2 separate regions of the Homo sapiens genome follow, and region 1 is linked to region 2. Evidence: read pairs that join two places in POLR2A ChIA-PET (ENCODE). Cell type or tissue: K562. All regions are shown on one strand. Region 1 has its middle 25 kb from the start of APC. Region 2 has its middle 57 kb from the start of LINC02200.

Evidence for each region. Peaks named below come from ENCODE experiments on the same cell type or tissue, not always from the same donor. Only the 100,000 strongest peaks of a DNase experiment are listed, where the experiment ranks them.
Region 1: POLR2A ChIA-PET joins it to region 2 with 5 read pairs; 4 of 35 experiments call an interaction of 5 or more read pairs at or near these places.

What each region holds. Positions count from the first base shown.
Region 1 is chr5:112,710,643-112,715,642 of GRCh38, forward strand. It overlaps a transcript of APC not described here. Among named protein-coding and RNA genes, the nearest start is that of APC, 25 kb to the right of the region's middle. In K562, no CTCF peak of the experiment used is centred here; no DNase peak of the experiment used is centred here.
Region 2 is chr5:112,568,542-112,573,541 of GRCh38, forward strand. No RefSeq gene overlaps it. Among named protein-coding and RNA genes, the nearest start is that of LINC02200, 57 kb to the right of the region's middle. In K562, no CTCF peak of the experiment used is centred here; a DNase peak (open chromatin) is centred at 2,700.

The sequences.
Region 1 (5,000 bases), 140 kb after region 2:
ACTGTATTTCTATTCTTTTCTTTAAAGACTTATTCTTTCATCCCAGGAAGCTGTTATAGTAGGAAGAACATTGACTTTTGAGCAAGATAGAACTTTTGATCTGGGTTTTTGAAGTCTTTTAAAACCACTTTAGTAGCTGTGTAACTGTGGGTATGTTACTATTCAGATTTCATTCTGTATCTATAAAATATGTTATACTTAGCTCACAGGGTGGTGGTTAAAGAAATTAATACATGTTAAATGTCCATCCAAGTGTTTGGTACATTGTAGAGTTCTTACTAAATGCTTCTGTGCTTTGCACTCGTACTGCCTTTACCATTTCACCACTGAAACTACTGTTTTAAAAGTTATCTGTGACCTCCGAATCACCAAATCCAATGACGTTTCCTCTGTCATCCTTGGTTTCCTTAGACCCAGGGGTCCCCAAACCCCAGGCTGCAGACAGGTATCAGTCCTTGGCTTGTTTGGTGTTAGGAACTGGGCAGCATAGCAGGAGGTGAGCAGCAGGGGAGCAAGCATTACCACCTGAGCTCCACCTCCTGGCAGATCAGTGGCGGCATTAGATTCTCATAGTAGTGCCAACCTTGTTTTGAACTGCACATGCAAGGGATCAGGGTTGCATGTTCTTTATGAGAATCTAACTAATGCCTGATGATCTGAGGTGGAACATTTTCATCCTGAAACCATCCCCCACCCAACTCCTGTCCCATGGAAAAATTGTCTTCCACAAAACCATTCCCTGGTGCCAAAAAGGTTGGGGACTGCTGCCTTAGATCAGTTGTGAAATATACTGTCTTCTGTAGTCATAAAACGATCTAGATTTCTTGGCTTTTCTGCATTATACTTCCTGATTCTGTATTTCTCAGGAAGTTTCTTCACATTTTCCTTTTATCAGTTAGGCTGCAAATGGGATTTAAAAATGAAAGATAAGCTGGGCCATGGTGTCTCACACCTGTAATCCCAGCAGTTTTGGAAGGCCCAAGTGGGAGGATTGCTTGAGGGGCGGAGTTCAAGGCTGCAGTGAGCTATGATTGGGCCACTGCACTTCAGTCTGGGTGACAGAACGAGACCCCATCTCAAAAAAACAAAAAAACCCAAAGAGATGTTTTGGCTCTTGCAATTGGCAAGTACATAGATAGAAGTGGCTTGAAGAGTGCTTTGTCATGTCATCAGGGCTAAGCTCCCATTTATCTGCTGTTCTCTCAACATTGTCCTTGTGTTTGGGCTTTAGACTTCCCTTCTAATAAAAAAAAAATTGCCACCAATGATGTTCATATTATAGCCCCTTCATTTATTTCCAAAGAAAGAGAGAAGGCCACTTCTCCTAGCCTTTTCCCAAGAATCCTAAGCTCTAGTTTGATTAAACAAACATAGATCATGCTGCCAAACCTGTAACAATATCTTTGTCTAGAGGGATGGAATTATCCTAAGTGGCTTAGCCAGTGGAGTGAATCTTACCTGAAAATAGAGACTGCAACACAATACGGGGAAGGGGTGGATCCTGGGGAAGTAACCAGTGTCCTCAAGGTTCCATATGCTTTTCACTGTGTTCTCTTGGTGATCATATCCTTTATGATATAAACCATCATTTCTGTGGGGCTGTTTCTTGGTTCTGTAACTCCCTACTTCCATTTCCTCCTGTATATGTCTATCTTATATATACTACCCTAAGTTTAACTCATACTAAACTGAGTCAGTTTGATCTCTTCACCAACCCTCACCTAGTGTGTGTGTGCACATATATGTTTTGTTGTTTGTGAGACCGACGGGGTTTCACTCTGCCACCCAGACTGGCATGTAGTGGCATAATCACAACTCACTGTAACCTAGACCTCTCAGGCTCAAGCAGTCCTCCCATCTCAGCCCTTAGCCTCCTGAGTAACTAGGACTACAGGTGTGCATCACCACACCCAGCCCTTTTTTTTTTTTTTTTAAGCGACCGGGGCTTGCTGTATTCCCCAGGCTGGTGTCAAACTCCTGGGCTCAAGTGATCCACCTGGGATTCTCAAAGTGCTGGGACTGCAGGCATGAGCCACTGCACCCAGCAGCATGTGCGCGTTTGTATTCCTCTTCCCCCGATTTCTCTTTTCTAACTACCTCTCTCTCAACAACCCAGTCTTGAAATCTTTCAGAAATCTTGGTTCTTCTCCCACTGTCAATCACGTGTCAGATCTTGAATATATCTTGTTTAGTTAGGCCCCCAAGTTGTATAATACCCAGTTAACATTGATTTAAACAGTATCTCGGGCTAGGCGCTGTGGCTCACGCCTGTAATCCCAGCACTTGGGGAGGCTGAGGCGGGCGGATCACTTGAGGTTAGGAGTTTGAGACCAGCCTGGCTAACATAGTGAAACCCCATCTCTACTAAAAATAAAAAAATTAGCCGGGTATGGTGGCAGGCGCCTGTAATCCCCACTACTCAGGAGGCTGAGGCAGGAGAATCACTTGAACCCAGGAAGTGGAGGTTGCAGTGAGCCAGGATTGCATCACTGCACTCCAGCCTGGGTGACAGAGCGAGACTCCATAGCAAAAAAAAAAAAAAAACCAGTATCTCACATAAAAAGTCCAGAAATGGAGTATTCCATGGTTAGTTTAGCTGTGCTATGATTTCATCAAGGATTCAGGTGCTTTCCATCTTTATGCTTGGCTATCCTTAGCATGCTTAACTTTGGGCTCAGACTTTGCCATCATGGTTGCAGATGGCTCTGCTCCAGGCATCACATTCTCCAAAGACAGGTGGAAGTTTGTCCTTTCATCTCTTAATTAGGCAACTAAACCGTTCACAGAAGCCCTCTTTCCGATGTCCATCCTGGCGTGCCGCTGCTTTAATTACGAGGAGGCTGGGAAAATGAATATGTGGCATTTCAGTCTAGGAAGAGGGTAAGCAAATGGCTGATTAGAAGAAAACAGATGGTGTCAATGACAGTATTGTATGGAGAAATTTAAATAAATAAGAATTTTCAGATAATAGTGGCAAATTTAAAACACTGTTTACACCAAGAGTTAATATAAGCTGTACATAGGATTTCAGTGTTTATTTTCTGAGAGAGAGTCTCGTTCAGTCACTCAGGCTGGAGTGCAGTGGCTTGATCTCAGCTCAGTGCAACCTCTACCTCTTGGGTTCAGCGATTCTCCTGCCTCAGCCTCCCAAGTAGCTGGCGCCTGCCACCACACCCAGCTAATTTTTGTATTTTTAGTAGAGACAGGGTTTCGCAATGTTGGCTAGGCTGGTCTTGAACTCCTGACCTCAAGTGATCCGCCCACCTTGGCATCCCAAAGTGCTGGGATTATAGGCGTTAGCCACCGTGCCGAGCCTATACGTAAGATTTTGACTGAACATTTAAATAGTCATAGGTGACTGGTTAAAAATGAATTATTATGTAAAATTAGAATATTTCAGTGGTATATCCCAGTTTGTTTAAGACTGTGTTAAGTACATTTAAGCATATCTGTTGGAGCTACTGCAAGAAACAGGTATGTTATATGTAACAACTATTGAAATAGAGTTGTGGTTCCCCTTGGGGATGGGAGATGTTTGGAAATACTATATGGGGACATTTTTGGTTGTCACAGTGACTGCGAGGTACTACTCATAATTATTAAGTAGAGGCCAGATACACTAATGTCCTGTGATGTTTGGAATGGTCCCACAAAACAGAATTGTCCTTTCAAAAATACCAGTAGTGCCCCTGCACATGTATACACTGAAGTTAGCAAATGCTTTGCCTTTTGAAAGAATTCAGAGATTGATCTATATTCTTACATTGCAAGTGACAGAAAACACAAAACTGGCTTAAACAAAAAAAGGGACTGAGTACATCTTCTAGTAAACTTTAGCTAAGACTTCATCCAGTGGCTCACATGAAAACATCAAGGACTTAATTTCTCTTATTCATTCTGCTCCATTATTCCCCATGATTTGGTTTTATTCTTGGGCTAGCTTATCTTAATGGTGGTAAATTACTGTAGTACTTTCAGACTTCATATCCTCATTTCACGTATAGTAAAATGAAAAATATTTTGTATTTGATTTTACAAGTATTTATTTAGTATCACCACTACTGAAACTTTCCCTAAACATCTATCCCTAAAAAGTTTATTATCTCTTCTATCATGCTTCAGCTTTACAATCTATATATCACACTCTATGGGTATTATTTTTCTGTCCCATGCATTACTCTACCTTGTCTTAATTATTGTATTCTTAATGTCTAAATGTCTGGAATACTGTCTGGCATAGTAGTGTATGATAACTGTTTATGGAATTAGTGAATGATTTTGTGCTTACTACAGAAAGGAAGAAGCAAGTATATATAACATCTATTGAAATAGAGTTGAGGTACCCCTTGGGGATGGGAGATGTTTAGAAATTTAAGAACGCCTCATTCCTTCATCAGTTATTTTTGAATCCTGAATTATGTACATTGTACTCCTACCACTAAAGCATGTATATGATGCTCTTGCAGTTGTTATAATAGAGTATGAATTCGTTTGAAAGCGTTACTGAATTCTACTTGTGTTTTTGTCATTTTCTCAACAAAACCAAAACCAATTATTAATTGAACAAATATTTTTGAAGCCTGCTGTAGGCAGATAGTGTGGCAACATTGAGTGGGAACAAAACAGAGCCTGTGTTGTCTGAGCTTAAATTTTAGTGGGGGACATAGTCAATAAATATTATATATGTACACATACACACACACAAATAACATCAGGTAGTATATAGATCTTGAAATAGAATAAAATAGGTTCAGGGGACAGGGGATACTACTTTAGTTTGGTAAGAGAAGGGCTTTTTGAGAAGCCGTTTGTGCTAAGAGACCTGAGTGTTCATGAGTGAGGTGGCCTGTACCATTCTTGTCGAGATGTGAAATAGAATAAAATGAGGTGCCCATCATTTTTGGTTTTGGAAGAGTTTGTGTATAGTTGGAATGAATTCTTCCTTAAATATTTGTTATAACATGTCAGAGAAACCACCTGGGCTGGGAGTTTTCCTGTGG
Region 2 (5,000 bases):
CAAACTAGGCCAGTGAATATCCAGAAGGCAGGGACTGTGTTCTTTGATTCCCCAGTGAACACCACAGTGTCTAATGCATAGTAGGTGGATGTCTAATGCATAGATATTGAATGACTGCTTAATTAAATGAAATAATTAGTACACCATGTGGTTATGTTGCTCAGGGCATAGATTTCATTTTTGTGTGTGTGTATGTCTAAAGGGCATAAACTTTCCTTCTATTTAAATTAATTAAGAACAATTTTATGAATAAATCCTTTTATAGGTAAACTATTTTGCTAGGAGAGAGGGAAGGGGGCAAAGGCTGATAAACTTCCTATTGGGTACTATGTTCACTATCTGGGTGATGGGATCAACGGAAACCCAAACCTCAGCATCACACAATATGCCCTTGTAAAAAACCTGCATATGTAACCCAAATCTAAAATTAAAATAAGTAAAAAGAAACAAGTGAGAAAAAGTTAAAGTACTTTGTAGATGACATGATGCTGTGGGAGGAAATTTTACATATTGAGAGTTTTTTGACATTGACAAAATAAAATAAATTAAATATAAATTTACCAGCCAATGGGAAAAAAGAAACCAATGACAATCAAAGAGATATTTGCCTCAGGGTTCTCTCAGTTTGTCTTACCCTGAACTCCAACCCCATCAACCTCCTGGTGAATGGCCCTCCCCTTAGTGCAAAATCTAGAGGATAAAACCCAGTTTCCTCTCCTTTCTGTGATACTCCAGGGGCATTTCTGAGCCCCAAATAAGTCTTTGATGTCTTCCTAGCAGCCCTCTAAGCAGACAGAGAATGGTATTAACAATGACCACTGCCTTGAACCAGCAGCTAACCCTCCTCCAACAAGAACATACATGGGCTTCTCCAGTGTGGCAGCAGCTATATCCACAGCTGATCAATACCCCACCACTGTCAGTCCCACTCACGGTGGGCTTGTCTACCTAATAATTGCTATCTCCTGTCCCTTTGTTCTTGCTATCAGGACTCCACTTTTATTGGATAGGGTTCACTCTACCATGTGTTCAAGGTGACTCTGGGGTGGCTGTTAATTAGTCTAAGCCAAAGTTTGGCAAACTTTTTTAAAAATAAATTTTATTATAATATTAAAATATTCTGGAAATATTTCCAGTTTTGTGGTCCAGATAGTCTTTGTCACAATTATTCAACTCTATGCTGTTGTAGTATAAAATTAGCTGTAGACAATATGTAGACAATTGAGTGTGGTTGTGTCCCAATAAAACTTTATTTACAAACATAGGCAGCTGGGCAGGCACAGTGGCTCATGCCTGTAATCTCAATGCTTTGGGAGGCAGAGGTGGGAGGATCACTTGAGCCCAGAAGTGAAAGCCAGCCTGGGCAACATAGTGAGACCTCATCTCTACTGAAAAGAAAAAAAAAAAATTGCCAGGTGTGGTCACATGTACCTGAAGTCCCAGCTACTCAGGAGGCTGAGGTGGGAGCATCACGTGAGCCTGGGAAGTTGAGGCTACAGTGAGCCATGTTCACACTACTGCACTCCATTCAGCCTGAGCAACAGAGTGAGACTCTGTCTAAAAAACAAAACAAAAACAGGCAGCAGGATAGATTTGACCCAGATGCTGTAATTAGTTTACTCATGGTCTAAGCCAATCATGGAATTGTCCTCTCCCCTACCAGTGATTGTTATAGACAATGGGCAATACCACGCAATAGGGGCCAATGAGACACAGGAGACAGTCTGCTGGGAGTCTTCTCTCTGATAAAAAGAAGAGCCTGCCTTTCCTGACTTGAAAGGGCTTGTATAAGGATGTGATACCTGGAGGTGGGCTAGCCGTTTTCAGCCATGGGAGACAAGCCTGAGAATGAAGACCCATTCTATGCATGGCAGATTCCCATTCTATGGAATAAGAAAGCCACATACTTCCTTCGCGATGTCATCGTGCAACTGAATTAACTAACTTTTATTATTATTATTATTATTATTTTGAGATGAAGTCTCACTCTGTCACCTGGACTAGAGTGCAGTGGTATGATCTCGACTCACTGCAACATCTGCCTCCCGAGTTCAAGTGATTCTACTGCCTCAGCCTCCTGAGTAGCTGGGACTACAGGCACACACCACCATGCCTGGCTAATTTTTGTATTTTTAGTAGAGATGGGGTTTCACCATGTTGGCCAGGCTAGTCTCGAGCTCCTGACCTCAGGTGATCTGCCCATCTCAGCCTCCCAAAGTGTTGAGATTACAGACATGAGCCACCGCGCCCGGTCTGAATTAACTAACTTTAGAACTGCCTGCCTCTTGGCTTTTTGTTGTATAAATAGCCACTTATTGGTTAAGATATTTTTAGTACAATTTCTATTTTATTTGCAGCCAAAAGCACTGACCAGTAGCATGGCTCCTCTGTGGTCACCACAGGCTGTTTCTGCTGCTGCTATCACAGAAGCTGCTCCACTCCCTGGCCCCACTATTGCCCACTCTGACTCTTCTGCACCTATTCTTGCTTCTCTGCCTCATGATGAGACCATAGCACCACTGTAGACTCTCATCTCCACAGAGCTACCTAGCAATAGCCCTCCTGCCCCAGTGGACAGGGAGTTTCCCCCACATGTCTATCAGTCAGGACCCTTGCAGATACAAATGACAGAAAATCCAATTCAAAATGAATAAAGCATTTTTAAAAGGAAGGGGGTAGAGTTATCAGCTCATAGCACAACTGTGCAGATTCACACCCAGCTTATCTATGGGCTCAAACATAATCATGAGTACTCAGTCTCCCTTTTCCACCACTGCTTTTCTCTTTGTTGACTCTTCTCTCAGGCATACTTTCTCCTCACATTCTATTTTCTTGGGAAACATAGTTATAAAGACTCTCTTATCTTAACAATTTCCACAAGTGTTCCAAATTCAGACCTATTGACTATGATTGGGTCACTTGATCATGTTACTGGAGCCAGGAGATGCAATGCTCTGTCCAGTTTCAGCCATTTGCCTATTTGCCCCTGTGGCTGGGAGTAGAGTCAGCTCCAACTGAACTATAAGAAAGTGTGCATCAGTCAGGTTCTAGCAGAACATAGATAGTGGTTTCAAACTGGCTAATTTGAGGAGAATTTAATAAAGAAACTATTTTTAATGGCATGGTATAGTTAGAGAAAACAATGGCAATAGTGCAGTATGCTAGGGTTAGCAACAGTGCAGGAGCTGTTACCATCCCAAAGCCTAAAAGAACAAGGGAAGGGTGTGGTCATAGAAGCCAGAGAGGCTAAGTGTAGAGTGCGAGCCATCTGACAGGAGTGATGGTCTTGCATAGGCGCACAGAGCCAATCTCAAATGCCATGGAAGGAAAAAAGCCAAGATGGGATGGAGATGTAGGGGGGTAAATTCTCTGATCTCACTTTTCTCCAAGGCTCTTCAGAGCACAGTTCACTAGTCATATCCAACTGGAAACCAACGAGCAAGGAGGCTCACTGATACAGTCCATACAGGTATATCCAGCATTGAGTTCAGAAGCAGTTCCCCAAGGAAAACAAAGGCTCTCGAACAAATGAAGGGGATTGGCAGGCATTACAAAAACCAGATCTTCACTATAATAACATTTTGCTTTTTCAACACAAAACTGATGGCCTACTAGATGAAGAGAAATATTGCATCTAGAGCTCAGTGTCCCTGAGGTTCTTCCTTCTAAACCAACTCTTGACTTACCAACACCTCATTCTGTCTCTTGTGGCTTGATTCAGTCTCATCCACCCTCACAGTTGCTGTTTCTCCAGCTTATAATATCTACTCATCACATGACATTTCCAATTCCTTTTCCACTTTTCACACTGCCCCCTCCTCCCAAACAGTGTTCAGTTCTAGCTAAATTCCTAACCAATCTCCTCCACTTGGCCTAGGAATTTCAGTCCATTTTTCCGATCTTGTCTCAGCAGCAGCCCGGTTGGGCAGGGCCTAGGCTTCCACACTGGAGGGCTAACTCTTAGCCATTGGCCTTTGTGACACATATTGTTTGGTCCACAAAATGCCTTGCTCTGGATTTCCTATATTATTCCTGCACCAGCCTTTGGACAAACCCAACTTTTGGCTGACTACAAGCAGAGAGAGTACAGTCTAAACAGCAGGCAGCCTGGATTGCTCCAATTATAGGTTAACTTACACAGGATGTCAGGAGAGGGAGCATCTTCTATTTCTTTCTTCCAGGCAATGCTGATGATAGAGAAGGAGTGACAAAGTAAGTATGCAACTCTACAATTTGTTTCTTACTAAATTGAACAAAATCCATTGGAAAAACAAGTTTCTAACCCAGAATCTTTTTCTTTGTGATCTATTTATTTTTGTCTCTTAATTTACTAACTTTATTTTTTTCAACTCATTTTATTTCTACTAACTAGGTTTGTGATTTTCCTTCCTTCTATAGAACCTATGTTTCCCTCTGATCAAGAATGGACTTTCAACAGTTGCTTTCAGATTTAAAGTTTGCTTATAAAGAAGCTATGCTAAGTCTCCATGTCCCTGAACAAGTCCAGCCCCAACTCTTCTCCAATGACAAATTCTCTCTCCTGAAAAAGGGCCCCTGTCTTTTATGTCCTCTACCCCAGAGTATGTTCCCTGCTTCCTTTTCCAGGAACAGCTTTTACCTTCCCTCCTTTAATCCAGTTTCTTAATCCTGATTGCTAAAAACCTCATGTTCCCTTCAGGGTGTCTCCCAAGTGGCCTAGTAGTCTTCGAAGAAACTAGGACCTTTCTGCAAAAGCTCAAGGTGGCTGACCTATAAATGTAGATCAGATTCATTTAGCCTACCTCTTTCTTTCTGCTTAGAAAAAGTGCCAGATCCAAGGTTCTTGTTGCATTTAATCTCACTGTTCTTCAGCATTTCATTTTTTTTTTAGACAGGGTCTCGCTCTGTTACCCAGGCTACAGTGCAGTGGCATGATCATGGCTCACTGCAGCCTCAGTCTCCTGGGCTCAAACAATGCTCCTGCCTCAGCCTCCCAGTAGCTAGGACTACAGGCCTACACC